Linked DNA regions of Homo sapiens: region 1 is linked to region 2. A link is an interaction called in ENCODE POLR2A ChIA-PET data of the cell type or tissue named here. Cell type or tissue: OCI-LY7. All regions are shown on one strand. Each heading gives the region's core, and the rest is flanking DNA. Links, peaks and the distances in the headings are about the cores only.

What was found. ChIA-PET counts read pairs that join two places held together with the same protein. Peaks named below come from ENCODE experiments on the same cell type or tissue, not always from the same donor. Only the 100,000 strongest peaks of a DNase experiment are listed, where the experiment ranks them.
Region 1: POLR2A ChIA-PET joins it to region 2 with 9 read pairs; 5 of 35 experiments call an interaction of 5 or more read pairs at or near these places.

What each region holds. Positions count from the first base shown.
Region 1 is chr5:181,111,303-181,126,454 of GRCh38, forward strand. OR2V1 (olfactory receptor family 2 subfamily V member 1) reads right to left here. Exons shown (of 4, transcript NM_001258283.2): 4 at 11,820-14,023. The coding sequence starts at 14,002. The coding sequence ends at 13,055. It also overlaps the pseudogene LOC729707. Among named protein-coding and RNA genes, the nearest start is that of OR2V1, 12 kb to the right of the region's middle. In OCI-LY7, for the core only: no CTCF peak of the experiment used is centred there; no DNase peak of the experiment used is centred there.
Region 2 is chr5:181,160,992-181,176,143 of GRCh38, forward strand. It overlaps TRV-AAC1-3 (tRNA-Val (anticodon AAC) 1-3), which reads left to right and starts at 8,619; the gene lies at 8,619-8,691. It overlaps TRV-AAC1-2 (tRNA-Val (anticodon AAC) 1-2), which reads left to right and starts at 3,163; the gene lies at 3,163-3,235. It overlaps TRV-CAC1-4 (tRNA-Val (anticodon CAC) 1-4), which reads left to right and starts at 12,659; the gene lies at 12,659-12,731. It overlaps TRL-AAG1-3 (tRNA-Leu (anticodon AAG) 1-3), which reads right to left and starts at 13,134; the gene lies at 13,053-13,134. It also overlaps the pseudogene TRL-AAG7-1. RefSeq lists enhancers at 146-435, 606-775, 8,510-9,240, 9,241-9,970, 12,285-12,424 and silencers at 636-978, 2,558-2,852, 6,883-6,972, 12,685-12,764. In OCI-LY7, for the core only: CTCF peaks have their summits at 7,069 (motif pointing left), 7,278, 12,288 and 12,489; DNase peaks (open chromatin) are centred at 7,060, 8,648, 12,290, 12,610 and 2 weaker places; H3K4me3 peaks cover 4,694 bases; H3K27ac peaks cover 3,482 bases.

The DNA of each region.
Region 1 (15,152 bases), core at 3,660-11,659, 51 kb before region 2:
TCAGCTCACTACAGCCTTGACCTCCTAGGCTCAAACAATTCTCCTGCCTCAGCCTCCCCAGTAGCTGAGACCACAGCTGCTTGCCACCACACCTGGCTAATTTTTGTATTTTTCATAGAGACCGGGGTCTCCCCATGTTGCCCAGGTGGGTCTTGAACTCCTGGGCTCAAGTGATCCACTTGCCTCAGCCTCCCAAAGTGCTGGGATTACAGGCATGAGCCACACACCTGGCTGAGAGTGTGTTAAGATACTTAAAATCTCAGGCCAGGCGCGGTGGCTCACGCCTAAAATCCCAGCATTTTGGGAGGTCCAGGCCAGAGGATCCCTTGAGGCCAGGATTTCAAGACTCACCCGGGAAACAAGAGGAAAACCTAGTCTCCACAAAAAATAAAAGAAAAACTTAGCCACAGCGGCAGTGAGCTATGATTGTGACACTGCACTCCAGCCTGAGCCACAGAGGAGAACCTGTCTCAAAAAAATAAAACATAAATAAAAACGCCTATCTCTGGGCTCCCCCTCAGAGTCTGTTTGCTAGGTCTGGGCTGGGGTCCAGGAATTTCCATTTCTAACAAGTTCCCAGGAGATGCTGCTGCTGCGTGCAGAACCTCAGCCCCAGGGGAAGGTAGCTTTCTGTGACTTGCTGTTTACTACTTGTTAAAATTCACTGAGACATTGGATGATAAGGTGTAGCCCTGTGGGGTTGAGATCTAAATGATTCTTGTTGTGTATAAAAGATAGCCCAGCAGCTACAGGTTTATTGCCTTGGAATTTATTAACCTGTTTTGTATCAAACTTAGCATTTGTATCCATCCTTCTTCCTCCCTGAGTGCATAACCCCACTTCTCTAACTCCCCGTGACTCAGACTCGCCATCCTGACAATTCCCTCATCAATGAGCTATACGCCTTTGCGTGTGTTTGCTGTATAAGTACATGACATATTGATGAGATACACAGTATGTATATGTGTTGTTAATGTTTCAAAGATTATGCTTTCATGGCAGAAACATCTATATATATGCTCCAAGACATGTATGGTTGTTCCTTACATCACCATAGTATAGGAAACCTGGAAGGAAACAATTCAAATGTGATCACTAGGGGTGTGGGTACACAGCACATGGTCTATCCACGTTATACACTCAAAAATAGTGAAGTGTGGGCCTCTAGGCATGGCAGAGGGCAGAAGCTGGCAAATCTGTTCCCACACCCAAAAGTATAAAATGGGACAAAATTGTCAAGAGCGATCATTTCAGAGCTCTCAAAATTGACCAAAGGCAAATCATCAAATGGAGAAACATATACTCATAATAAAAAGCTGCCAGAACTTCTAGTTAGAACAGCAGGACTTTGCAGCCTTCTTGCCTGGAGCTGCTGTCATTCTGGCACCCTGCCCTGATATCCTAGGCTGGGCCGGCCTTGAAAACCAGTAGTCTCACCCGCAAAGGGGGCTGATTTAATTTGGAACTGGGAAAAAAACTCAGACCTGCTGATGAGACGGGATTGTTCCCTTGATTTTGACCCCCTTCATGGGTGGGTACTGGAGAGGCTCGTTTCACTCAGCCTGCTGGGTGGCGGGTCGGGGGGTGGGGAACACTGCGTCTATGAAAACATTTTAAAAATTGCCATGTATGGTGGCTCCCACTTGTGGTCCCAGCTACTTGGGAGGCTGAGGTGGGAGGAACATTGAGCCCAGGAGTTTAAGGTTGCGGTGAGCTGTGAGTCCACCACTGAATTCCAGCCTGGGCAACAGAGTGAAGCCTTCTCTCAAAAAAAAAAAAAAAAAAAAAAAAAAAAATTGCATCGTGTGAATATACTGATATGGGAGGTAGAAAGAAATTATTTAGGCAGATAGTGAGGGCAAAAGAGTCCTTGGCAGAATTTCCCTTCTAACAAAAAGCAGCCTCCAAAATCATTTCTTTTCTAACAAAAAGCAGCCTGAAAAATAGAGCTTGAAACATAGAGATAAGCCAGCTGGAAGCCTGCACAGGGGAACGCTGGCAGCCGTGCCAGTAGAAAAGGGCCAGACATGTCCCACACGGAGGCTCCATCCTCCCTTTTTTGGTTACCACATGTACAGTAATAAAGAAATGGGCAACACGCTGTTCTTCTTGTTATCCTTCCGTGGCTACTGTAAAGCATTTAGAGACAGTAACAAGGAGGGAGCACGTTCTTCCACCTGGGCAACACGCTGCTCTTCTTGTTATCCTTCCGTGGCTACTGTAAAGCATTTAGGGACAGTAACAAGGAGGGAGCACGTTCTTCCACCTGGGCAACACGCTGCTCTTCTTGTTATCCTTCCGTGGCTACTGTAAAGCATTTAGGGACAGTAACAAGGAGGGAGCACGTTCTTCCACCTGGGCAACACGCTGTTCTTCTTGTTATCCTTCCGTGGCTACTGTAAAGCATTTAGGGACAGTAACAAGGAGGGAGCACGTTCTTCCACCTGGGCAACACGCTGTTCTTCTTGTTATCCTTCCGTGGCTACTGTGAAGCATTTAGGGACAGTAACAAGGAGGGAGCACGTTCTTCCACCTGGGCAACACGCTGTTCTTCTTGTTATCCTTCCCTGGCTACTGTAAAGCATTTAGAGAGAGTAACAAGGAGGGAGCACGTTCTTCCACCTGGGCAACACGCTGTTCTTCTTGCTATCCTTCCGTGGCTATTGTAAAGCATTTAGAGACAGTAACAAGGAGGGAGCACGTTCTTCCACCTGGGCAACACGCTGTTCTTCTTGCTATCCTTCCGTGGCTATTGTAAAGCATTTAGAGACAGTAATAAGGAGGCAGCACGTTCTTCCACCTTCTGGGTGCTGCTGAGCATCTTTCTGGGAGCAGTGGCCATGCTGTGCAAAGAGAAAGGGATCACCGTGCTGGGTTGGAACGTGGTGTTTGACATCTTGGTGAGAGGCAAATTCAATGTTCTGGAAATTGTCCAGAAGGTACCACATAAGGACAAGTCATGAGAGAATCTTGGCATGCTCAGGAACCGGGACTCCTCTTCAGAATGACCCTGCTCGCCTCCGGAGGGGCTGGGATGCTCTCCGTGCGCTGGAGGATCATAGGCCCGGGCCCGCCGGCCTTCACCGAGGAGGACAACTGGGCCTCCTTTGCTGACCGCGTGCTGGCGAGGGCCATAAACGACAATTACTCCTATTCATTGAATGCCTGGCTGCTGCTGCTGCGTCCCTGGTGGCTGTGTTTTGATTGGTCAGTGGGCTGCAGCCCCCTCATGAAGTCCCTCAGCGACTGGAGGGTAACTGCATTTGCAGCGCTCTGGTTCCGCCCAGTTGGCCTCATACGCCAAGCCCTGTGCTCTGCAGACGGCCACCAGAGAAGGATCCTTACTCTGCGCCTGGGATTGCTCGTTATCCCGTTTCTCCCCGCAAGTAACCTGTTCTTCCGAGCGGGCTTCGTGGTCCCGAGCGTGGGGTGCTGTGTGATGCTGCTTTTTGGATTCGGAGCCTGCGCAAACACACCGAGAAAAAGAAGCTCATCGCTGCCGTGGTGCTGGGAATCCTACTCAGCAAGATGCTGAGAGGCTGAGATGCGCGGTGCGCGGCGGCGAGTGGCGGAGCGAGGGGCGGTTTTCAGAGGCGCTGTGTCTGTGTGTCCCCTCAGTGCTGAGGTTCGCTGCAACATCGGCAGAAACCTGGCTGCTAAAGGCAACCAGACGGGCGCCATCAGATACCACCGGGAAGCTGTAAGCTTAAATCCCAAGTATGTTCATGCCGTGAATAATCTTGCAAATGTCTTAAAAGAAAGGAATGAGCTACAGGAAGCTGAGGAGCTGCTGTCTTTGGCTGTTCAAATGCAGCCAGACTTTGCTGCTGCGTGGATGAGTCTAGGCATAGCGCGGAGCAGCCTGAAACGCTTTGAAACCGCCAAGCAAAGTTACCCGACGGCGAGTAAACAGAAGGAAATACCCAGACCGTTACTACAGCCTCCGGCGTCTGCTGATCTCAATCGCCAGGTGGACGCCTTCAATGCGTGGAGAAATGCACCGAGCTGAAACCAGCGCGCAGCCTGGCCTGGAACAACGTGGTTACACTGCTCACGACCCAGGTAGTGCAGCCCAAGCCGAGGCAGTTGGAAGAGACGCGCTGGAATTAATACCTGATGATCACTCTCTCGTGTTCTCCTTGGCAAACGTGCTGGGGAAATCCCAGAAATACAAGGAATCGGAAGCCTGACTCCTCAAGGCAATTAAAGCAAATCCAAATGCTTCAAGTTACCGTGGTAATTTGGCTGTGCTTTATCATCGCTGGGGACACCTAGACTCGGCCAAGAAACGCTATGAAGTCTCCTTGCAGCTTCACCCCACGGCATCAGGAACTAAGGAGAATGCAAATGCAACAGAAAGACGCTGATCCTTTTTCCTTCATGTTTGGAGTCTGAGTGTGTGTGTGCATGAGCATATCTTTAATAGTATGTGGTTACATTTAACCATTTAAAAGTCTCAGACATGTGATTTTATTGATTTTTTTCGGCGCAAAAAGATGATAGCACCAGCAATATACTCTTGAATGCTTGATATGATTTTTTCATTGAAATTGTATTTTTTCAGACAACTCAAATGTAATTCTAAAATTCCAAAATTGTCTTTTTTAATTAAACAGAAAAAGAGAAAAAAATTATCTTGAGCAACTTTTAGTAGAATTGAACGTACATTTGGGATCTGAGCCTTGTCGTGTATGGACCAGCACTATTAAACTTCAATTATGACCAAGAAAGGATAGACTGACTCCTACAATTTGTATAAATATTGAATGTGTCTGTATGTTAGCATTTTTATTTAATGAAAAAGCAAATTAAGATTCTTGTTTTTTTAATCTCTCTTTTTTTAAAGCAATATACTGTGAACTTCGTTTGTAAGAAAATATTTATTTGTATTTTTATGTCTGGAATAGGGCAAATAATCGAACGAGGAATGGAAATTTTAACATGTAGTACAGCTACATGCTGTTCCCCACAGGAAGAAATTGACTCTTGCAGTAGTTTTGGATGCTCTGACTTGCACAATTTCAATACATAGGTGGTTATGCATAATCGATTACTATCAATAGAAAGTTCAAGCCATGCTTTAGGCAAGGGCAGGCAGCCTCACATCTTTATGTTTGTTACATCCAGGGTGAAGAGGGCAACACATCTGTGCAAGTTGCTTTTGAGTGTTTTTAACTGAAAAGCTGTTTTCCATTTTTGCTTAATGAAACTACAGAAATTACTCTATCCAGAAAATGCAAAATTTTCTCTCAAATGGAGCCACATTTATGGTATTTTTAAGAATTGAGTTGTTCCTGCTGTTTTTTATTTGATCCAAACAATGTTTTGCTTTGTTGTTCTCTGCATGCTGTTGACCTAATGATTTATGCAATCTCTGTAATTTCTTATGCAGTAAAATTATTACACAAACTAGCAAAAAAAGAGAAAGAAAAGAAAAGAAATGGAGAACACGGGGCAGCTCAGGCAGAGAACCCATCTGCGTAATAAAAGATTAGTATGGGGACTACCAGAGATTTGTGGCCTATGCAAATGGCACGCCTGGTCCACCCAGTTTTTCTCGCCCGATGTAGATCAGACACCACCTCCTCACCAGCTCATCAGTAACACCCCCTGCATTTCACTGTGGATCCAGGAGCCCATTTTTCTGAGACCCCTCTCTGTAGCAGAGTGGTTATCTTTCTTTCACCTATTAAACTTCTGCTCTTGGCCAGGTGTGGTGGCTCACACTTGTAATCCCAGCACTTTGGGAGGCCGAGGTGGGCAGGAGGTCAGGAGTTCGAGACCAGCCTGGCCAACATGATGAAACTCCATCTCTACTAAAAATACAAAAACTAGCCGGGCGTGGTGGCACACGCCTGTAATCCCAGTTACTTGGGAGGCTGAGGCAGGAGAATTGCTTGAACCCGGGAGGCAGAGGTTGCAGTGAGCTGAGATGGCACCACTGCATTCCAGCCTGGGTGACAGTGAGACTCCATCTCAAAAACAAAACAAAACAAACAAACAAAAATCTTCTGCTTTTAATCTCACTCTTTGTGTGTTCACATCCTTGATCTCCATCACCATGAGACAATGAACCTCGAGTATTATCCCAGACAACGAGGCCGCTTCAATACACATTTGGTTTATCCATTCATCAATTGATGGACATTTATGTTGTTTCCACTTTTTGGCTATCATGAACAATGATACCATAAACAGTTGAGTACAATTCTTTACATAAACACGTTTTCAATTCTCTTGTGTATATACCGAGGACTGGAGTTGATGGGTTGTATAGTAACCGTATGCTTAACCTTTTGGTATAGCAAAGTGAAACTTACAACATAGCAATTCCACTCATATCGTTTATATGAATGGAATTTATATGAAATTTACAGGAAAGGCAGATCAATACAGACAGAAACCAGATCACTGGTTGTCTAGGTTGGAGGCTGAGAGCCAGGGTTGGCTGCAGATGGGGATGCAGGAAATTTTTCTGACAAAGGAACTGTTTTAAAAGTGGATTGTGGTGATGGTTGCAGAACTGTATACAGTGACTAAAAATCATTGAGCTGTAAACTTACAATGAGTGGATTTTATTGTATTGAACTGTGCCCCAATAAAGCTGTTAGGGAATGCTAAACCATAAAAACAGACCCCCAAACACAGCAGCGAGGCAGTTAGTGTTTCCCAGGGATCAGCTGAGTGACCGTTGCAGTGTGCAAAATGATTCCTGTGGCCCAGAGCATAATAATGTTCACATAAGGCTTTAATGCAGCCTTGGCGGGCAGGTAACTTGCACCTTGAAACTTGAAGTTCTTGCTAGTGTTGCTTGTAATTAAGCTAAAGTAATTGTATAAATGATAAACATATGAGTAAATTTAAGGAGATGCCAAGTAAATGAAGGAGATGAGCAACCACCATGAGACTGAAGCTGGGAGGGGCGTGATGGAAGTCATCCAATCCAAAACTGCCGGAATAGAGACCTTGCCAACAGATGAGTTTAAAAAACGAAAAGTGCATGTTACAGAAACGAAATGAGGATCCGTCATAGGATCCAGTTTATGGCCAACATGGGCGCATCCACCCAATAGTGTGAGTCTGCAGGAGGGGCCAATGTGTGCTGCTGTGTTTTGTGTGTAATGTGCAAAGTCCTGGTCCTTGAGGAGATGGGGGCACTGGCTTTTATTTTCTACAGCTGTCTTCTATAATCTAAGGAGAGAAAAGCTTCTGTTGATGAGCACGCGGGGCTGCAGGAGGGTCGTGGTGTTGAGCGTGCTGGCCCTCTGCAGGGGCCGCCTGGGCAGGTCAGCTCCTCCGTTGGCTCTCAGAGTTTGAGTTTCACAACCCCTGGAGGTCCTGGTTCCTCCTGTAGAATGGCTCTGTCCAAATTTCCTCTTATAAGGACACCAGTCAAATTGGATTTGGGCCCACCCTAGTGACCTCATTTTTGTATAATCACCTCTTTAAAGACCCTATCTCCAAAAACAGTCACATTTTGAGGTCCTAGTGGTTGGAGCTCTAAGATATGAATTTTGAGGGGGACGCACTTCAGCGCTAGCAATGTCTTTCAGGCCTCAGGACTCCAGCTGAGCAGCGAGGCAGAGTCCAGATGGCAAAGGGAGGCTCTGGAGGGTTTCACAAATGGGACCATCCTGTGCCACTTTAGGCAAAAGGTGGAAGGAAGTGATCTTCTGGGGCTGCTTGGCTGGTTGTTCCAATGAATCCAGGAGAAGCAACCAGGTTAGCTTTGCCTTTGCCCTTTGGAAATCCATTTGGATTCAGTTCCAGTGTTGCATGGGCCTGGAGGCTGTGCCAACGTGGGTCCAGGGCACAGTTTAGGGACCTGCTCTGTGACCACAGGCCAGCCATTCCCATCTCTGAGCCTGTTTCACATCAACAAAATGAGAGGGTGAATTAAATGATCTCTAAGGTCCCTGCTCACCTGCAGTCACAGAGCAGGTCTGGGATTCCATCTGGCAGCGTGCAGCTGTGGAGTGGGCGGGCTCTGTGCCGAGGTCATCCTTGCAGTGTCCACAGCAAGTGAGGTGGGCTCAGTTCTTCAAAGGTGCTGATGGCTGATGTGGGAAGGCAACGGTGTAGATGCCTTTTTCTCCTTGCGCCTCTGTAACCAGGTGGAGATAGCAGTGGGATGTTCTAGTCCCTAATGTCACAAATGCGAAGTAATGAAGGAAAAAGCGGAAGGAGCCGTTTCTGCCTGGTTTTGAACCGGGAACCTTTTGCGTGTGAGGCGACATGGGACTTTGTAATACTTGCTTCCCTTTTGTGTATGCTTAAAGTTTTCTATAATAATGGTTTAAAATATTCACAGGCAAGTTTTTTTTTTTTCCAACTTCCTTACCAAATCCTTTCCCATCAAGTTGTTCATTCAACTTATGGGGAGATTTTGCATCATACATGTGACAAATCTTCATTCCAATCAGGTGGTCAGTGTTTCCTGCCTGTGTGAATATGAAAACTTGCTTTAAGCTAGGCATGGTGGCTCATGCCTGTAATCCCAGCTACCTGGAAGGCGGAGGTGGGAGGATCACTTGAGCCCAGGAGTTTGATGCTGCAGAGAGCTATGACTGCACCACTGCATTCCAGCCTGGGCAACAAAGAAAGACCCAATCTGTAAAAATTAAAATATTTTAAATTTCAGCCGGGGAGGATGGCTCACACTTCTCATCCTGTAATTTGTTTGTTTGTCTGTTTTTGAGACAGGGTTACGCTTTGTTACCCAGGCTGGAGTGCAGTGGCACAAAACCAGAATACTGCTTATCAGACAACTGTTTTCTCATTAAGACTCCTCACATCTGATGCCCACCAAGCCACTTCCAACTTCTCAAATCCAGATCCTAACACTCATACACATCTACCCTTGATCTTCCACTTCTGAAATACTGCAGAACGTGGTCATGGTGGTGTTTACCTTTACTGCATAAGGAATAAACTTGGCCTTGTTTGATCAGCAGGTTTTCCAGGTGGACTTTTTTTTTGAAAAAGTTAATAGAGAATAATTTTAATTCCTAAAAGCTTTGAATATTTTTTCTTCTCCTATGCATGGTTGCTCTAGTAGATGATCACAGATGCATTTGGGTGAAGGTTGAGAAGACTTACAGTATATATTCATTTAAAAATAATTCTAAAATTAATTATTGCCCATGACCCAGATGGAAAATTACTGTGCATTATTGTGCAGTTAATCAGACGGTGACTCAAACCACAGTGGCTGTTACAGATGTGCTCATCCTTAGTGGAACAAAGCAGCATAGCTTTTTATACCTAATATTCAGATTTTTTGTTTTTTTTTGAGATCCAGTCTCTCTCTGATGCCCAGGCTGGAGTGCAATGGTGTACTCTCTGCTCACTGCAACCTCCGCCTCCCGGGTTCAAGCAATTCTCCTGCCTCAGCCTCCGGAATAGCTGGGATTACAGGCGCCCGCCCACCACCACGCCTGGCCAATTTTTGTATTTTTAGTAGAGACGGGGTTTCACCATATTGGCCAGGCTGGCCTTGAACTCCTGACCTTAAGTGATTTACCTGCTTTGGCCTCCCAAAGTGCTGGGTTTATAGGCATGAGCCACCACCCCTGGCCCTAGTATGCACTTATTGACATGAAAAACTATTTTTCCTCTGTAACAAGTTGTAAGGCCCACAAAAAGCAGCTGTGTGCATTCCAGGACCACAACAGTGCGTCTCAACAATCTTGCCTCAGGACTCCATCGTTTCTCCTCCTGCGCAATATAATCCACAGAGATCTTAATCATCTTAACATGCCATAGAACACCATGCTTTGTGGAACAACTCAGATGCTTGCTCAGTGGACTATGGACAAAGTGGTTGCGGTTGTAGGGACAGAGGTTATCCACAGGTGCACCAACACGGATGGGTCCTCACCAAGCTGACCTGGTTACCACTACCACTGAGTGGCCAACCTTCCATCAGCAGAAACTCATTCTGGGCCCCAACATGGCACCTTTCCTTTTGCTACTAGCCTCCTAGAAGCAGGCTTTTATATTGGATCCCTTTTGTCATGAACGGCATAGCAATTTGACCTCACTGCGATAGACACCTTTTCTAGATTTGAATTTGCCTTCCCTGCCCACGCACATCTGACAGCACCGCCATCTATGTGCAGAATGCCTCAGATACCCCAGAGTGTTCTGCACAGCATCTCTTCTGATCAAGGAACTTGTTTTCTAGCAGAAGAAGGGCAGTGATGGGCTTATGTCTGTGGAGCTGACAGGTCCTGTGTTAGTCCATCGCCCGGAAGCAGGTGTTCTCATTACGATACCAACTCTTTTACAGTGTCAGTTCAGAAGCAAGACCCTGGAAAGACGGGGGCAAAGGACATAGGGAATCCAAAGTGAAGAAGAAGGTTCTAAATACCAATGATGTCTTCATGATCAATTGCCATGTTGGGGTGTGTGTGCGTGTGTCCCTGTGTGGAAGCTAATTTGTCCTCTCCCCCTCCTCTTATTGCTTTACATACCCCTGGTGGTGGAGGCTACCGTTCAGTCAAGATCGTGACTGTACATGAGGGATGACAGTGCCCACCGTTCAGTCAAGACCGTGACTGTACATGAGGGATGACAGTGCCCACAGGCGGTGCCACGGCTGCCAAAGGGCAGCGTGTGTGGACGCGGACACATTCTTAGGAAAAGCAAAATGTCCCTGCTGTTTAGTGGAAGTTCAGCTGTGAGTGAAATGCTGTGTGGACACTGAATGGCCACAGGAGGGACCTGCACCCGCTTTTAAGCAGTTGCCTCAGCCTGCAGCCCACACTCCTGTCATCTGAATTGTGTTGCTAGGGCTGATTTGCTGTCGGGGCCCATCAGTCTCCGCCAGGAGGACACTAGAAGGAGGCTGTCAGCCAGCAGGAGCGGAAAGAAACCAATCCTCATGACTTCCTGTTTTTTCCTGTCAAAATCGTCCCAGCAATGTTTCTTCATCCTGGAAGTTGGCTCCATGCTGCAGATTTTACTTTCACACTTCCGCACTCGTCTCATCCTGCCCTTAGAAAAACACGCAGCAGCCGACTGGCCCCCAAGCGTCAGCAGCCGGGACCTGAGGCCCTCTCTGAACACCTAGAGTGTCAGGAGCAACCACACAGCAGCTGCTCCTCGGAAGCCTGGGCCCAGCTTTGGAGGCCGCTTCTTCTCCCCCGCCGGCCCCCGTGCTCCGGGGGTACCACAAGGCAGGGCCAGGCAGCCCTCCAAGGTCAGGGAGATGCTTCTCCAGGGCCTCTGCTGAGCTCGGGATGCCATGGTCACTGCCTGCCCCCAGATGTTTGAGCTCCAAGGATCCCTAGTGTTCTTGTTTTGGCCATTCAGTTCTCCAACATCTGGTTAGCAATTTTGTTTAATTTTTGTGTTTTTTTAGACACGGGGTCTCGCTCTGTCACCCAGGCTAGAGTGCAGTCAGTGGTGCAGTTCTCTTACTGTAGCCTTGAACTCCTGGGCTCAAGCCGTCCTCCCTCCTTAGCCTCCCGAGTAGCTCGGACTGCAGTAGCTAGGACCAGGCTGGTCTTGTACTCCTGGCCTCAAGTGATCCCTCTGCCTCAGCCTCTCAAAGGGCTGGCATTACAGGTGTGAGCCACCGTGCCTGGCCAGCAATTCTTTATGTTAAACTTTCTCTTAAAATAACTGACGTGATTTTGTTCCTAAATGGACCCTGACTGATATATAAGTTTCAAAATAATGGCTCAGTTTATCTCCTTATTTCTTTTCCAGTCTTCATGCTCCAAGAGAGATACAGTTTTAAACCGTTAAAGAACTTGAAGTGCTAAAATGAATCACAGCTGCCACAGCAAACTTGACATGTGAACAGTGCTTTTAAAATGCTTCCATTTATATTACCTCACTTGATGCTCTCTTCTTGCATTCATTCAATAATGTTTTATTGAGCAACTGCTACTTATAAGGCACAGGGTCTGGTACTGGTAATACACTGTGAACCCCCAACCTTTGAGACAGATATCAGTTAATTTAGAAAGTTTATTTTGTCAAGGTTGAGGACGTGCACCCGTGACGCGGCCCTCCGGAGGTCCTGACGACACGTGCCCAAGGTGGTCAGGGCACGCTTGGTTTTATACATTTTAGGGAGACATGAGACATCAATCAATGTATGTAAGAAATACACTGGTTCCATCCAGAAAGGCGGGGACAGCTCGAAGCAGGGAGGGGGCTTCCAGGTCACAGGTAGGTGAGAGACAAATGGTTGCAGTCTTTTGAGTTTCCGATGAGACATTCCAAAGGAGTCAATCAGAAGCTGCATCGATCTCAGTGAGCAGAGGGCTGACTTTGAAAGAATGGGAGGCAGGTTTGCCCTGAGCAGTTCCCACCTTGACTTTTCCCTTTATCCTCGTGATTTTGGGGGCCCAAGATATCCTCCTTTCATAACACACACAAAAAAACAAGATATTCCCCCCACGAGGATAACTACTAAACTGCAGGGATTTATTTTTATTACTTAAAGGAGGTTTTATAAAGCCTCTAATTGAACATAGAAAAAGGCAAAGAACTGTCCAAAAAGAGTTATAGGGACTCAATTTCTGCCATTTAGAAAGTTTCCACTTAAGATATCCACATTTGTTAGTCTAAGTCATCAATTAAATAATTTAGAAAGAATAGAAAAGGAACAGGAACCTAGAACTTAGTAAGCATCCAATAAAAGACAGCTATTACCAAGAAGAATTAAGAAATATAGCACTAAAGGGCAGAAAAACACAAAAAATAAAATAAAGAAAATAAAAAATAGAGTAAATTTAGTCCAAGGATGTCATAAACAATCAACAATGACAATAATAGCAGCCGTTGCTTCTTCATGGAGCTTTAGATTGACACATTGTGATCTTTACAAAATCCCTCAGAGCACGAGTGTCCTGATTATCTTTTTTTCCTTTTTTTTTGGTACAGAAATGTTCATAATGGCTTTTCTCATGATGGCCAAAACCTATAAACCATCCAATGACCATCAACAGGTGAATGGAAACAGACACTCACAAAGGTTGAGTGACTTCCCAATGTGACACAGGCAAGAAGGGGCACAGCAGGCACCAGACTCTGGGGTTCAGTGCTGGCTGCCAATCCTGCAGCGGTCCAGCCCCTTCCTCAGTGCCCCCATCACCTCCCCATTCCTCAAGCTGTAAATGAGGGGGTTCAGCATGGGAGTAAGGACTGTGTAGAAGATAGAGGCCACCTTGTCATGGCTAGGGGCCCGGTAGCGCCTAGGCCTCAGGTACATGAACATGGCTGCCCCATAGAAGAGGGTGACAGCTGTTAGGTGGGAGGAGCAGGTGGCCAGGGCTTTTTTCCAGGCCTGAGCAGAGCGTATTCGGAGCACAGCCCCTAGGATGCAAGCATAGGAGGCCATGATGATGGAGAAGGGAAGGAGAAGCATGAAGACACAGCAAGCAAAGAGGAGGGTGTCAAAAAGGGAAGTGTCTGCACAGGCCAGCTTCAATAAAGCTTGTACCTCACAGAAAAAGTGATCCACGCTCCTTGAGCCACAGTAAGGTAAGCCCATGGCTGCCACCATCTGAATCACTCCATCTATTATCCCAAAGGCCCAGGAGCTCCCAGTAATCTGGAGACAGACCCTCTGATTCATGAGGATGGGATAGTGAAGTGGGTGGCTAACGGCCACGTAGCGGTCATAAGCCATGAGTCCCAGCAAGAGCCCCTCAGATCCCACAAGAGAGACAAAAAAGCCAATTTGTATGCCACAGCCCACAAAGGAGATGGACTTCCTGCCAGACAGGAAGTTGGCTGCCATCTTTGGCACAATGTTACAGACCAACATGAGGTCCATGAGGGAGAGCTGGCTGAGGAAGAAGTACATGGGGGTGTGAAGTCCAGCGTCCAGGTAGATGAGGAAGATGAGGAGGACATTCCCACAGAGGGCCACTGTGAAGACCACCATAACTGCAGAGAAGAGGACAAGGTCAGTCTGGCTGTGGGAAAAGATGCCCAAGAGGAAGAAGCCATCTGTGTAGGACTGGTTCACCCATCTTCCCATGGCTTAGTTGTTCACTGTCACCTGAGAACATAAGAGAAATTATAAGATTGAGTGACATGTCTCTATTGTGCTCCAAATTCTTCAGTTCAACAGCGTATGCTCTGAGAGATGCAGGAGGACACTCGTATTCCTGTGACACAGGTGACAGGACCTCTGCCAGCTCTGGAATTGGACTACACATCTGTATTTGTGCATATCCATACCCAGAGAGTGGACATAGGATCATTTCATGAGACCCAGGACTGTTGGACAATTCTCTTTTGGCCAGCAAAGCCCAGGCTTTCCACATGGCACTGCCTCTTAGCTGGGGTCACATGGATTTGGTCAACTGTCTCTAACATGCCTTGGTCTATTTCATGCCTGAGAGATCATTACATGTGTTACAAAAAGGAAAGATCAAGCTGGGCGCGGTGGCTCACGCCTGTAATCCCAGCACTCTGGGATGCTGAGGCGGGTGGATCACCTGAGGTTGGGAGTTCAAGACCAGCCTGACCAACATGGAGAAACCCTGTCTCTACTAAAAGTACAAAATTAGCCAGGCGTGGTGGCGCATGACTGTAATCCCAGCTACTCGGGAGGCTGAGGCAGGAGAATCGCTTGAACCCAGGAGGTGGAGGTTGCAGTGAGCCGAGATTGTGCCATTGCACTCCAGCCTGGGCAACAAGAGCGAAACTCCATTTCAATTAAAAAAAGAAAAAAAAGGAAAGATCATGGCAACGTGAGATGTTCTTTAGTCTTTACTTTGTTCAGGTCAAAAATCCTGGGACCATTTTCAACTTCTCTATTTCTTTAATTCCCTAGGTCCAAACCATCAGAAAAGCCCCTTGGCCCATACCCTCAGTGTTTCTCAGAATCTAATTCGCTTTTCCCACCTCCACCAAAACTACCCTGGTCCCAGCCACCCTCCTTTTTCTGATGGGTTATTGTAGCCTCTTCCCTGGTCTCCCAGCTTCTATCCTTGAACTCTTGAGTCTATTGTCACAGCATTTGCAGAGAGTCTGCTAAGATGTAAAGCATTTGTGTAACTTTCCTAGTGAAAGTAGGTCAATGACATCCCAAATTACTCCAAATAAAGCCCAGTTCTTACAGTGGCAAGCAAAGCCCTACATCACACACCACACACACACACACACACACACACACACACACA
Region 2 (15,152 bases), core at 4,645-12,644:
TCGTCGTTGGGGGTGGGGCCAGGACGAGCATCGTCGTTGGGGGTGGGGCCAGGACGAGCATCGTCGTTGGGGGTGGGGCCAGGACGAGCATCGTCGTTGGGGGTGGGGCCAGGACGAGCATCGTCGTTGGGGGTGGGGCCAGGACGAGCATCGTCGTTGGGGGTGGGGCCAGGACGAGCATCGTCACTGGGGGTGGGGCCAGGACGAGCATCGTCATTGGGGGTGGGGCCAGGACGAGCATCGTCATTGGGGATGGGCAGCCATGTGGATGAGCCGAGAGATTCCAGTGGGGAAAAAGGAGACGAGGCCGAGATTGATGATCTAGAGGCGCCCGCAGCCTCACAGACCCAGGTGCCCTGGCAAGCACAGCCCTGCTCACACAGCAGACATGGGGGTGGGGATGACTGAGTGTGTGCATAGCAGGGAACAGATAAATGAGCCTAAAGGCATGGATAAGTTTAAAGGCTAAAGAAGGGCCTTGTGCAGACCAATCCTGAGCGGAAATGAATGCAGGAGTCCAGTTGGCCCCTGCTGAGAGGGGAAAACCGGTGTCTTAAACTCAGGACCTAGAGTCAGGAGGAAAGAGGTTCCAGATAGGACCCAGATTAGGAACCTCCTCACCCACTCCTCCCTCCAGAGACTACAGCAGAGGGGGAGGCCCACAGGCAGCACAGCCTTCAACTCCTGGTTTCCCCAGAAGACACTGTGGGCATTTGTCCAACTGACCTCAGAGGCCCCCTCCAGGACACTGTGACAGTTTATACCAATCTGCACTTTTGCTCCTTGAGCTCTTATCTTTGGGGCAGCTCAAATGATGACAATGGCTTTTCTGGCCAACTTACCCAGACTCTGTCCTGAGACGAGTAAGCAGGGCCCAGTCTTCCCAAGGCCCTCCCTGTCTTCTGGGACACCATGTGGGTCCTTCTGAGACAGTGGCCAGCTTTGCCCCAGCCCAGAGCAGCTGAGCCAGCGGTGGAATGACTCTCATGACAGACAGCTGTGAGCTCCTGCTGTGCCCCAGGCCCAAGGCTCTAGGGGGTCAAAGAGGTAGGAAGAAGAGCTATGCCAGGGGGGATGCTGGGAGGCGTTTGGGGGTGAGTGCCCCATCTCTGTCACATGGGCCACCTTCTCCACCTGTAAGAAGGACATCCCAGAAAACTGGCTCTTTATCTTGGCTTTCACTCACTCTGCTGAAGGGCAGGATATTCAGCAGAAATCTTAGAAACAGGGCGAAACTCAGTGACAGGAAAGCTGAGAGTTTAGAGCCAGCAGGAACCTTAGAGATCATCTCATTCACCCTCTCATCTTGTTGATGTGAAAACAGGCTCAGAGATGGGAGTGGCTGGCCTGTGGTCACAGAGTGGGTCCCCAAACTGTGCCCAGGGCCTGGGTATGCATCACTTCCAGAAATGTGTAACACTGGAAATGAATCCGAATGGCCTTCCAAAGCGGCAAAGGCAGCGCCAACCCGGTTTCTCCTCCTGGACGCATTGGAACAACCAGCCAAGCAGCCCCAGAAGATCACTTCCTCCCACCTCTAGCCTAAAGGTGACACTTTTGAAACCCCCCGTAGCCTCCCTTTGCAGTTTGGACCCTGCCGTTCTGTTCACCTGGAGATCTCAGGCCTGAAAGGTCTTACTGTGGTGGAATTACGTTTCCCTCAAAATCCATCTTAGCACTCCAACCCTCTTTCCCTCAGAATGTGACTGTATTGGACATAGGGCTTTTAAAGAGGTGGTCACACTAAAATGAGGTCACTAGGGTGGACCCCAATCCAATCTGACAGGTGTCCTTATAAGAGGAGGAAATGTGGACACACAGGGCCATCACGGGTACATGTGCACAGACGAAAGACCATGTGCGGACACATGTTTGGGGTGTGTGTGTGTGTGTGTGTGTGTGTGTGTGTGTGTGTGTGTTTGGAACAGGGTCTTGCTCTGTTGTCCTGGCAGCAGTGCAGCAGTGACGTCTCTGCTTACTCCAGCCTCAAACTCCCAGGCTCAACCCATACTCCCACCTTAGCCTCCCGAGTAGCTACAGAAACTTCAGGTGTGTGCCACCACTCCTGGCTAATTTTGGGATTTTCTGTAGAGATGATGTCCCAATATGTTGCCCAGACTGGCCTTGAACTCATCGGTTCAAATAACCCATCTGCCTCGGCCTCCCAAAGTGATGGAATTACAGGTGTCAGCCACCAGGCGAGGCCAGTTCCTCTGTTTTTTGTTTTGGGGGATTTTTTGGATGTTTGTTTTCTGTTTCTTTGTTTTTAATGGAAGAGATATTTAAGAGACACCTCACAAAGGAAGATTAAAAAAATGAGTCATACACATGAAAAAGTGCTTATCGTCTTTCCTCATCAGCTAAATGCAAACTTAAACCATGAGGAAATACTACATACCCAGAAGAATGGCTAGAAGTTAAAAAATAATCATCGTAATAGGTGAAAAGTACCAAATGCTGCCAAGGAGGTAGCCTCATAACGCTTTCACATGGTTGATGGGAGGAAAATAACCTAAATGTCCAACAGCAGTGGCTGCTTGGATAATCTAGAGCTCTACCAAACAATGGAACAATAAAAATGGTGTTGTGGGCTACTTCCTCTTTCATTCCACTCCAGTTTCTCCAGGCACACAAGCTCCAGCTCCACTCACGAACGCATGGCCTCATATTCCCCAAGCAGCTTCTTCTGAAAGTCTCTTCTCTTAGAAAACGCTGCCAGCGCGCCCCTGCTGTTCAACCCCCAGGCCCACTGTCAACCCCAGACAGCTCGACTGCCTCACGTCTCTCTGAGGTCGCCACCACACCTTCTGTCAGGACTCCCATGCCCGCTTATGCCACCACATCAGGCATGAAAACTTCCTTTTCTTGCTTCTCTCTCTCTCTCTCCCTTTTTCTTTCTTTTCTCTCTTTCGAGACTGAGTCTTGCTCTGTCTTCCAGGCTGGAGTGCAGTGGCGCAATCATAGCTTACTGCAGCCTCGACCTCCTGGGCTCCAGCCGTCCATCCATCTCAGCCTTCCAAGTGCTGAAACGTCCTTTTCTTGTGTGCTCATGCCCATTAGCCAAGCTCGAAGGGACGCATGGAGGAAGCTCAGAATTACCATGAGAAATAAAATGCGGCCTTGTGTGGTGGCTCATTGTGGTGGGTCAGAAAACGCGTGCAAGTTTCCGTAGTGTAGTGGTTATCACGTTCGCCTAACACGCGAAAGGTCCCCGGTTCGAAACCGGGCGGAAACAGAATCTTATGCTTTTCATCTCATTACTTCAAATTTATTACAAGAAAACTAGCCTGGAACACCCCACCACTATCTCCACCTGGTTACGGAGAAAAGGCCATCAAGGGTATTTATACCGTTGCCTTTCCTCAACGGTTGAGGCACCTGGGAAGAACTGAACCCACCTCACTTGCCCTGGACAGCGGCGCCGACGAACTTCGCACAAAGCCCGTCCGCTGGACGGCTGCGCGCTGCCAAGTGGAATCCAGATCCCGAGCATGCGTGGGGCCCAAGGCGAGTTCCAATGAATCCTCCTTTTGCAACCCATGGGGGGACAAAATGGAGAAATCACAACAAGTTGGCAGAGGTGGAATTCGAACCCATGCCTCCGAAGACACCGGCGCCTTAATCCGGAGCCTTAGACCGCTCGGCCTTGCTATCTTTCTCCTGGCCGTATACTTACATATTTCCTTTCTTTATACAACATCGCTAGGGTCCCCGGGCCAACAAGGCGTTGGGGCGAATCCACAGGGCATTGCAGAACCACCGCCTTGCAGTACGATTCTCTGGGCCAGAGGCACCGGCTGGGAAACGGCTCCACCAGCGCCCTGGCGGAGAAGATTCGAGAAGCGCAGGCCTCGGGATCTGCTTTGGGGGGTCACTCAAAGTCACCCACATCGGCCCTCTTTGGGGAGCCGGCGTGAGTGCTGGGGAAGCCTTCTACCCTCTCACTTTAAAGAAAGATAAACAAACCAGGGCCGGCCAAGAGCGGTGGCTCACGCCTGTAATCCCAGCACTTTGGGAGGCCGAGGCGGGCGGATCACGAGGTCAGGAGATCGAGACCATCCTGGCTAACATGGTGAAACCCCGTCTCTACTAAAAATACAAAAAATTAGCCGGGCGAGGTGGCGGCGCCTGTAGTCCCAGCTACTCGGGAGGCTGAGGCAGGATAATGGCATGAACCCGGGAGGCGGAGCTTGCAGTGAGCTGAGATCCCGCCACTGCACTCCAGCCTGGGCGACAGAGCGAGACTCCGTCTCAAAAAAAGAGCAGAGAGAAACCCTGTACATCCATTCCCTTTTTTTTTTTTTTTTTTTTTTTTTTTTTTTTTTTTTTTTGCTGTGAACTGTGTTCCTGAGTAGAGGTTGGTTAAGCTCTGACACCAGAATTTTCAGGTGTACGGCTAAAGAGCATTGCTCTTGCAAAAGTACCCATGATTCTCCAGATCTTTTGTTTTACTTCAAAAACATCTTCTAATCCTGACAGAGTCTTCACAGAGAAGTGTTTGTTTGTGGTGAGGTCCAACTCACCTTTTTTTTTTTCCTGTTTGGTGTCAAGTCAAAGAACTCTTCACCCAGCTCTAGGTCTAGATTTTCTCCTATGTCTTTTTGAAGTTGTATAGTTTTAAATCTGACATTAAAGCCCATGATCTCCTTTGGGTTCATTTTTGTCTCAGCTGTGAGGCTTGGCTAAGGTTCATTAGTTTGGCCTATGGCTGCTCCAGCACTGTTTGTTGAAAACACGATCCTTTCTCCATTGTATTGCTTTTGCACTTTTATCAAAAACTACTTGAAGCATGGTGCGTGGCTGACGCTTGTAATCCCAGCACTTTGGGAGGCTGAGGTGGGCAGATCCCTTGAGGTCAGGAGTTCCAGACCAGCCTGACCAACATGGCGAAACCCGGTCTCTACTAAATATACAAAAATTAGCCGGGTGTGGTGGTGCAGGCTTGTAATCCCAGCCATTTGGGAGGCTGAGGCAGGAGAATTGCTTGAACGCGGGTGGTGTAGGTTGCAGTGAGCTGAGACGGCACCACTGCACTCCAGCCTGGGCGACGGAGTGAGACTATGTCTCAAAACACAAAAACAACACAAAACAAAAACTACTTGAAAAGAAAATATTTGCAAAGGACATATTTGACAAAGGACTTGTAGCTGGGCTATATAAAGAATAATCAAAACTCAGCACTGAGAAAAAATCCTACATATTAAAAGAGTGAAAGAAGGAAAGAACACGATAAATGCAATTGACGCGGAAAAAGTATTGGACAAAATTCAACACCCTCTCGTGACTAAACACTCAACAGGCCAGGCGCGGTGGCTCACGCCTGTCATCCCAGCACTTTGGGAGGCCTAGGTGGGCAGCTCACTTTGAGATTTCATCTCAAAAAAACCCCAAAAAACAAAAAACATTCAACCAACTGGTACATGAAAGCATACTATTAACGGAGCAAAAAGGCAACCCACATAATGGGAGAAACTGCTAGCAAATTACGTGACTGATAACTGATGAATATCTAGAATATGTGAAAAACTCCCACAACTCAACAACAAAAAATAAATAACCCAATTAAAATATGCACTGTGGCTGACGCCTGTAATCCCAGCATTTTGGGAGGCCAAAGTGGGTGGATCACTTGAGGCCAGGAGTTCGAGACCAGCCTGGCCAATATGGTGAAACCCTGTCTCTACTAAAAGTACAGAAATTAGCTGGTCGTGGTGGCACGTGCCTGTAGTCCCAGCTACCCGGGAGGCTGAGGCAGGAGAATTGCTTGAACCCGGGAGGCGGAGGTTGCAATGACCCGAGATTGCACCGCTGAACTCCAGCCTGGGTCACAAAGCGAGACTCCATCTCAAAACAAACAAACAAACAATAAAATAGAGGACAAAAGAGTAGAATAGACAGTTCTTCAAAGAAGATATAGAAATGGGGATAAGCACATGGAAAGATGCTCAGCATCATTAATCATCAGGGAAATGCAAATCAAAACCACAAGAAGATACCACCTCACAGTCATTAACATGGCTATTTTCAGAAAAACAGGAAATAACCAAATGTTGGTGAGAACGTGAACGAATTGGAACCCTTGTGAGTTAATGACAGGATTGTAAAATGATACAGCCACTGTAGAAAATAGTTTTACGGTCCCTCAAAACTTTAAACAGAATTACCATATGATCCAGAAATTCTACTTCTGGGTATAAACACAAAAGAATTAAAAGCAGGGAGTGGAAAAGATATTTGTACAGCAGTGTTCATAGCAGCATTATTCACAACAGCCAAAAGGTGAAAACAACCAAAATGTCCATCGAATAATTGAGTGGATAAAGAAAATGTAGTGTATACACATGATGGGCTATGACTCAGCCTTAAAAAGGAATGAAGTCCGGACATATGCTACAACATGGATGAACCTTTAATCTTACACAGACTGAAGTAAGCCAGACACAAAACAGCAAATATGGTGTGATTCCACTTATGAGGAATAGTGTGGTCAGATTCACAGGGATAGAAGAGCAGGAGTTACTGGGGCTGGGTGAGGAAGGAACAGGGAGTTGTTGTTTAATGACTATACTGTTTCTATATGGGATGATTAAAACATTGAGGCTAGTGGTGATGATTACATAAGAATGTGAATGTACTTAATGCTATTGACATGTACATTTCAAACTGTTGAAATGGCAATTTATGTTGTGTATATTTTATTACAATTTCTAAAAAGAGAAAAAAATCCATTTAGAAAATGGGCAAAAACATGAGGAGACATTATATAGAAAGGGAAATGAAGGTACCAAATAAGTACATAAGGTGTCCAACAGCACTAGCCATTCAGGAAATGCAAATTAAGACGAAAGGGAGCTATCACTATACACCTATTGGAACGGCTAAAATTAAAAAACAGCCAGGCGTAGTTGTGCAAGCTGTGATCTCAGCCATCCCAGAAGCTGAGGCGGGAGGATCACTTGAGCCCGGGAGTTCAAGAGCAGCCTGGGAAGCACAGTGCGACCCTCCCCTTACCCCTGCCCGGGCAGTCCCCCTACTCCCCACCTCTACTGCCCCCTGCCGGTGTCTCAAAAAAATGAGATAACATCAATGCCAGCAAGAGCGCAAAGAAACCAAATCTCATAGAAGGCTCGTAGAAATGTGAAAAGACACAGCCACTCTGAAAATAGATTGGTCATTTCTTCAGAAACTAAAAATGCACTGAGCATATGACCTAGCAATTGCATTCAACCATTTATCTCAGAGAAAAGCAATATAATAGCCAAACTGAAAACAATGCAGACTTTCACCTGGTGGATGATTAAACAAACTGTGGAATATTTATAGCTTGAAATGCTACTCATCAATAAAAATAAATGAATTACTGTATTGATACAATTAGAGTGGATCTCAAGGGAATTATGCTAAATGAAAAAAGCCAGTTGCTAGAGGCCACGGGCTGTATTATTACATTTGTATAACATTCTTGACATAACAAATTTTTAGAGACATTAAACAGATTCGTGGCTGTCAGGAGTTAGGAACTGGAGGACAAGGGACGCTGTAGGGGTGTGTGTGGCTCTAAGAGTGTGGTGCTGGCTGTGATAATGGAACAGTTCTGTATCCTGATTGCGGTGATAGTCACAGGGAGCTACACGTGATAAAATTGCTGTGTAGAGAAACATACACGCACACACACACACACGAATCCATGTATAACTGGAGGGGTCCCAGTAAGCTCTGTGGATTGTACCAATGCCGTTTTCCTGGTTTTGTTACCGTGCTACAATTATGTAAGACGTCATCACTGGGAAAGACCAGTGCCTGAGACCTCCCTTTAGTTTTCTTTGCCACTTTCTGTGAAACTATAATTGTTTCAAAATGAAAAATTGGTTTGCTTTAGGTTTTATGTTTTCCTTTTTCTTTCTTTCTTCTTCTTTTTTTTTAAATAGACCTGGGGTTTTGCCACATTGCCCAGGCTAGTCTCAAACTCCTGAGCTCAAGCAATGTACCCACCTCCGCCTTCCACTGTGCTGGGATTACAGGCGGGAGCTACCGTGCCTGGCGTGGTTTTTTCTCTTTCTTTCTTTCTTTTTTTTAAGATGCCAGATTCTAAATTGGCACGCGAGGGCAGTTCCTCGTTTTTGGTTTTTGGGGATTTTTTGGTTGTTTGTTTTTTGTTTCTTTGCTTTTAATGGAAGAGATATTTAAGAGACACCTCACAAGGGAAGATTTAAAAAATGAGTCATACATATGAAAAAGTGCTTATCGTCTTTCCTCATTAGCTAAATGCAAACTTAAACCATGAGGAAATACTACATACCCAGAAGAATGGCTAGAAGTTAAAAAATAATCATCGTAATAGGTGAAAAGTACCAAATGCGGCCAAGGAGGTAGCCTCATAACGCTTTCACATGGTTGATGGGAGGAAAATAACCTACATGTCCAACAGCAGTGGCTGCTTGGATAATCTAGCCGTCCATCCATCTCAGCCTTCCAAGTGCTGAAACGTCCTTTTCTTGTGTGCTCATGCCCATTAGCCAAGCTCGAAGGGACGCATGGAGGAAGCTCAGAATTACCATGAGAAATAAAATGCGGCCTTGTGTGGTGGCTCATTGTGGTGGGCCAGAAAACGCGTGCAAGTTTCCGTAGTGTAGTGGTTATCACGTTCGCCTAACACGCGAAAGGTCCCCGGTTCGAAACCGGGCGGAAACAGACTCTTATGCTTTTCATCTCATTACTTCAAATTTATTACAAGAAAACTAGCCTGGAACACCCCACCACTATCTCCACCTGGTTACGGAGAAAAGGCCATCAAGGGTATTTATACCGTGGCCTTTCCTCAACGGCTGAGGCACCTGGGAAGAACTGAACCCACCTCACTTGCCCTGGACAGCGGCGCCGACGAACTTCGCACGAAGCCCGTCCACTGGACGGCTGCGCGCTGCCAAGGGAATCCAGATCCCGAGCAAGCGTGGGGCCCAAGGCGAGTTCCAATGAATCCTCCCCCAGCCTCCTGCTCGGCCCCTGCAGGCCCCGCACCCGCCTTTCCCCTGCAGCCCCGTGCGCCCTCGCGCCGCCTCTTCCACATCTCCCTGGGCGGAGGCCCCGCTCCATCGCGCAGTGCCGTCCACCGTTGTCCGCCTGTGTGGCCTCGGTCTTCCCTTGTTCCTCACCCCCACCCTTCCCCTCTGGGGAGCAGGATCCGTGCGTTTTGTTTCCTTCGTGCTGTGTCCCCTGGGCCTGGAACTGAGCTGCCTTGGCACAGCTGTAGATTCCGTGAGTGTTTCTTCAGTCGTACCCAGTGCTAGTGCGGGTGTTAATTGCTCTGACCCTGGTCACCCGCCCGTAAGAAAGGCGCTGCTCTCACCCCATTCTACAGACGAGGAACCGCCCCTCCCGGGGTTGTGTAACTCGCACCTTGACAGCCAGCGCAGGAGCTGACCCGCCCAGGCGGCCCCTGCAGAGGCCCAGCACACTCAACACCGCGACCCTCCTGCGGCCCCGAGCGCTCGCCGACAGCAGCTTTTCTCTCCTAGATTTAAAAAGACAGCTGTGGAAAATAAAAGCCAGTGCCCCCATCTCCTCAAGGACCAGGACTTTGCACATGACACACAAAACACAGCAGCACACACTGGCCCCTCCTGCAGACGCACATTACTGGGTGGACGTGCCGGTGTTGAGTGTTGGCCGTAAACGATCCTATGACGGATCCTCATTTCGTTTCTGTAACATGCACTTTTCGTTTTTTAAACCCATCCATTGGCAAGGTCTCCATTCCGGCAGTTTTGGATTGGATGACTTCCATCACGTCCCTCCCAGCTTCAGTCTCGCGGTGGTCGCTCATCTTCATTTACTTGGCATCTCCGTAAATTTACTCACATCTTGATTATTTATACAACTACTTTAGCTTAATTACAAGCAACACTAAGCAAGAACTTCAAGTTTCAAGGTGCAAGTTACCTGCTCTCCAAGGCTGCATTAAAGCATTCTGTAAACATTAATTATGCTCTGGGCCACAGGAATCATTTTGCACACTGCAACGGTCACTCAGCTGATCCCTGGGGAACACTAACTGCCTCGCTGCTGTGTTTGGGGGTCTGTTTTTATGGTTTAGCATTCCATAACAGCTTTATTGGGGCACAGTTCAATACAATAAAGTCCACTCACTGTAAGTTTACAGCTCAATGATTTTTAGTCACCGCATAGGATTCTGCAACCATCACCACAATCCAGTCTTAAAACAGTTCCGTTACCACAAAGATTTCCGACATGCCCATCTGCAGCCAGTCCTGGCTCTCGGCCTCAGTGGTACAGAAGAAGTGATCTGCTTTCTCTCTGTTTTCATCTGCCTTTTCTGGAAATGTCATATAAATAAATGGTGGTAGTGGAATTGCTAGTTTCAAGTTTCACTTTCTATACCAAAAAGTTAAACATAGGGTTACTATACAATCCATCAATTCCACTCCTAGGTATATATAAAAGTGAGTTGAAAACCTTGGTTCACATAAAAAATGTACACAAAATATATATGGTATCATTTTTCATTATAGCGAAAAAGTGGAAACAAAGGCTAGGCAAGGTGTCCCATGCCTGCAATCCCAACACTTTGGGAGGCCAAGGTGGGTGGACTGCTTGAGGCCAGGAGTTCCAGACCAGCCTGGGCAACATAGGGACCAAGTCTCTACAAAAAATACAAAAATTAGCCAGGTGTGGTGGTGTGCACCTATGGTCCCAGCTGCTTGTGAGGCTGAGGTGGAAGGATCACTTGAACCAAGGAGGTGGAGATTGTAGTGAGCTATGATGGCACCTCTGTACTCCAGCCTGAGTGACAAGAGTGAGAATCTCTCTCAAAAAAAAAAAAAAAAAATTGGAAACAACATAAATGTTCATTCTTTGATGAATGGATAAACAAAACGGCATATTCATCTAATGCAAAGATGTATTAATTTACTTATTTGTTTATTTATTTGGAGACAGGGATTCACTCTGTCATCCAGTAGCATCCAGTAGCAGTGCCCTGGTGTGATTACAGCTCACTGCAGCCTTGATGCCCAGCAAACTTTTTTTTTTTTTTTTTTTTTTTGTAGAGACGTGGTCTTGCTATGTTGCACTGGCTGGTTTCCAACTCCTGGCCTCAAACAATCCTCCTGCCTCAGCCTACCAAAACGCTAGGATTGCAGGGGTGAGCCACCATGCCTGGCCTATTTGAAATGTTTAATTAAAAAGCAAAAAATGAACAAAAAGAATTTGGGCCCACATATATGCAGTTATTTGATTTTCACCAAAGGCACCAAAGCAATTCAATGTGGAAATAGCGTCTTTGCAACAAATGGGTTCAGGAGCAGCTGGATATCCATAGGGGAAAGAAATTAACCTTAATTCCAAACTCATACCATAACAGAAAAATTATATGAAACAGAATTTACACTTAAACAGACAAGCTGAAATTTAGGAGTTTCCAGAATTAAAAAAGACATAGGAGAGTCTTTTTTTTTTTTTTTTTTCTTGGAACAGGGTCTTGCTCTGTTACCCAGACTGGAGTGCAGCACCGAGATCTCTGCTCACTGCAGCCTCCATCTCTCAGGCTCAATCAATACTCTCACCTCAGCCTCCCGAGTACCTACAGAAACCGCAGGTGAACGCCACCACTCCCAGCTAATTTTTGAATGTTCTGTAGAGATGATGTCCCAGTGTTGCCCAGACTGGTCTCAACTCATGAGCTCAAACAATTCGCACACCTCGCCCTCCCAGAGTTCTGGAATTACAGGTGTGAGCCACCACGCCAGACCAGTTCTTTGTTTTTTGTTTCTTGGGGTTTTCTGTTTGTTTATGTGTTTTTTTCTTTGCTCGTTTTTAACGGACAAGATATTTAAAGAGACACTTCACACAGTAAGATAAACACATGAGCCATAAACCCATGAAAGAGTGCCCATCTTTTCTCATCAGCTGAATGCAAACTTAAACCATAAGGAATACTACATACCCATAAATGGCTAGAAGTTAAAAAAGTAATAATCAATGAAAAGTGCCAAATGTTGCCAAGGGTGTAGCCTTCATAACGCTTGCACATTGTTGGTGGGAGGAAATTACCCTAAATGTCCGACAGCAGTGGCTGCTAGGAAAATCTAGAGTTCTACCAAACAATGGAACAATAACAATGGTGTTTTAGGCTACTTCCTCTTTCATTCCACTCCAATTTCTCCAGACCCACGAACTTCAGCTCTACTCACGAACGCGTGTCCTCATATTCCCCAAGCAGCTTCTTCTAAATGTCTCTTCTCTTTGAAAATGGTGCCAGCGCGCCCCTGCTGTTCAACCCCCGTGCCTACTGTTGCTGCCACATCCTCTCTCAAGACTCCCGTGTCCACTTATGCCACCACATTGCACATGAAAACTTCCTTTTCTTGTTTCTTTCTTTTCTCTCTTTCGAGACAAGATCTTGCTCTGTCGCCCAGGCTGGAGTGCAGTGCTGCAATCATAGCTCAGTGCAGTGTGGACCTCCCGGGCTCCAGCCGTCCTCCCGCCTCAGCCTTCCAGGTGCTGAAACGTGCTTTTTTTGTGTGTTCATGCTCATTAACAAAGCTCAAAGGGACGCATGGAGGAAGCTCTGAATTATGATGAGAAATAAAATACCGCCCTGTGTGGTGGCTCATTGTGATGGCACAGGTATCCCATGCAGGTTTCCGTAGTGTAGTGGTTATCACGTTCGCCTCACACGCGAAAGGTCCCCGGTTCGAAACCGGGCGGAAACACCTCCTTCTGCTTTTTACCTCATTATCTCAGATTTGTTACACTGAGGACTTGCCTACAACACTCCACCGCTATCTCCACCTGGTTAAGGAAAAAAGGCTATCAAGGGTATTTATACCTTTGCCTTTCCGCCTCAACCATTGGAACCTGGGACGAACTGAACCCACTTCACTTGCTGTGGACACCAGCGCCGACGAACTTCGCACAAAGCCCGTCCACTGGACAGCTGCGCGCTGCCAAATGGAATCCAGATCCCGAGCAAGGGTGCGGCCCAGGGAGAGTTCCAAGGAACTGGGGGACAAAATGGGCAAACCACAACAAGCTGGCAGCGGTGGGATTCGAACCCACGCCTCCGAAGAGACTGGAGCCTTAATCCAGCGCCTTAGACCGCTCGGCCACGCTACCTTCCTCCGGGGGTTCACCTGCATCTTTTCCTTCCTTATAAAACATCCCCAGGGTTCCCGGGCCAACAAGGCGTTGGGGCGAATCCACAGGGCATCGCAGAACCACCGCCTTCCAGCAGGATTCGCGGGCCAGAGGCACCAGCTGGGAAACGGCTCCACCAGCGCCCCAGCAGAGAAGATTCGCGACGCGCAGGCCTCGGAATTTGCTTTGGGGGCCACTCAGAAAGTCAGAAAGTCACCCACATTGGCCCTCTTTGGGGAGGCGGCGTGAGAGGAGGGGAAGCCTTCTGCACTCTTTACTTTAAAGAAAGATAAAAAAATAAACCAGGGCAGACCCCGTCAGTTCCGGGCCGCGTAGTCCTGCAAAGTCTCACTCTGTGCCCCAGGCTGCAATGACACGATCTTGGCTCACTGCAACCTCCGCCTCCCGGGTTCAAGCAATGCTCCCGCCTCAGCCTCCCAAGTAGCTGAGATCACAGGCGCACACCACCACGCCCGGCTAATTTTTGTATTTTTAGTAGAGACGGGGTTTCACCATGTTGGTTAGGCTGGTCTCGAACTCCTGACCTCATGATCCACCCGTCTCGGCCTCCCAAAGTGCTGGGATTACAGGCGTGAGCCACCGTGCCCGGCCAATAAAAAGTATATTAAACTATCAAGAGAAAAAAATCAACAGGCCAGAAACGTAAGGTCTGTTTCTGCATTCTCAGTTCTGTTCCACTGGTCTATATGCCTATCTGTATGCCAATAACATTCATCTTGATTACTGTAGCTTTATTTTATTTATTTATTTATTTATTTATTTATTTTTTGAGACGGAGTCTCGCTCTGTCGCCCAGGCTGGAGTGCAGTGGCGCGATCTTGGCTCACTGCAAGCTCCGCCTCCCGGGTTCACGCCATTCTCCTGCCTGGTTACCAGAATACCCGTCTCTACTAAAAATGCAAAAACAAAATTGGCCGGGCGTGGTGGCGGGCGCCTGTAGTCCCAGCTACTCCGGAGGCTGAGGCAGGAGAATGGCGTGAACCCGGGGAGTTGGAGCTTGCGGTGAGCAGAGATGGCGCCACTGCACTCCAGCCTGGGCGACAGAGAGAGACTGCGTCTCAAAAAAAATAAATAAATAAAAAAAAGAAAGAAAGAAAAAGAAAAAAGAAAAGAAACTCCTGGGCTCAAGTGATCCTCCTGCCTCAGCCTCCCAAAGTGCTGGGATTACAGGCATGAGCTACTGTGCCCAGTCTGTTTTGTTGTTTAAGATTACTCAAGATTTTTCTACATACAGGATCATTTTTCTCTGCTAATAATGACTGTCTTACTTCTGCTTTTCCTGTCTTGTGCCTTTAGCTTCCTTTTCTCACCTCCAGTACTCCGTGAAATACAAATGGTGAGGGTGATATCCTTGTCATCTTCCAAAGCTTAAGGAGGCTTTTTCACCATAATGTTACTGGAAAGAGGTCCCATTCCAGATTCCAAGAAAGGATTCTTGAATCTCGAGCAAGAAAGAATTTGGAGGCCTGTAATCCCAGCACTTTGAGAGGCTGAGGTGGGTGGATCACCTGAAGTCAGGAGTTCGAGACCAGCCTAATCAACATGGTGAAACCCCATCTCTACTAATAATACAAAAGTCATCCGGTCATGGTGGTGCATGCCTGTAATCCCCACTACTTGGGAGGCTGAGGCCGGAGAATCGCTTGAACCCGGGAAGGCGGAGGTTGCAGTGAGCCGAGATCACACCATTGCCCTCCAACCTGGGTGACAAGAGCAAAACTCCATCTCCCCCCGAAAAAAAGAATTCGGGAAGTTCATAAAGTGAAAGCAAGGTTATTAAGAAAATAAAGGAGGCCGGGCGCGGGGGCTCACGCCTGTAATCCCAGCACTTTGGGAGACCGAGGCAGGTGGATCATGAGGTCAGGAGATCGAGACCATCCTGGCTAACATGGTGAAACCCCGTCTCTACTAAGAATACAAAAAAATTAGCCGGACGTGGTGACAGGCACCTGTAGTCCCAGCTACTCGGGAGGCTG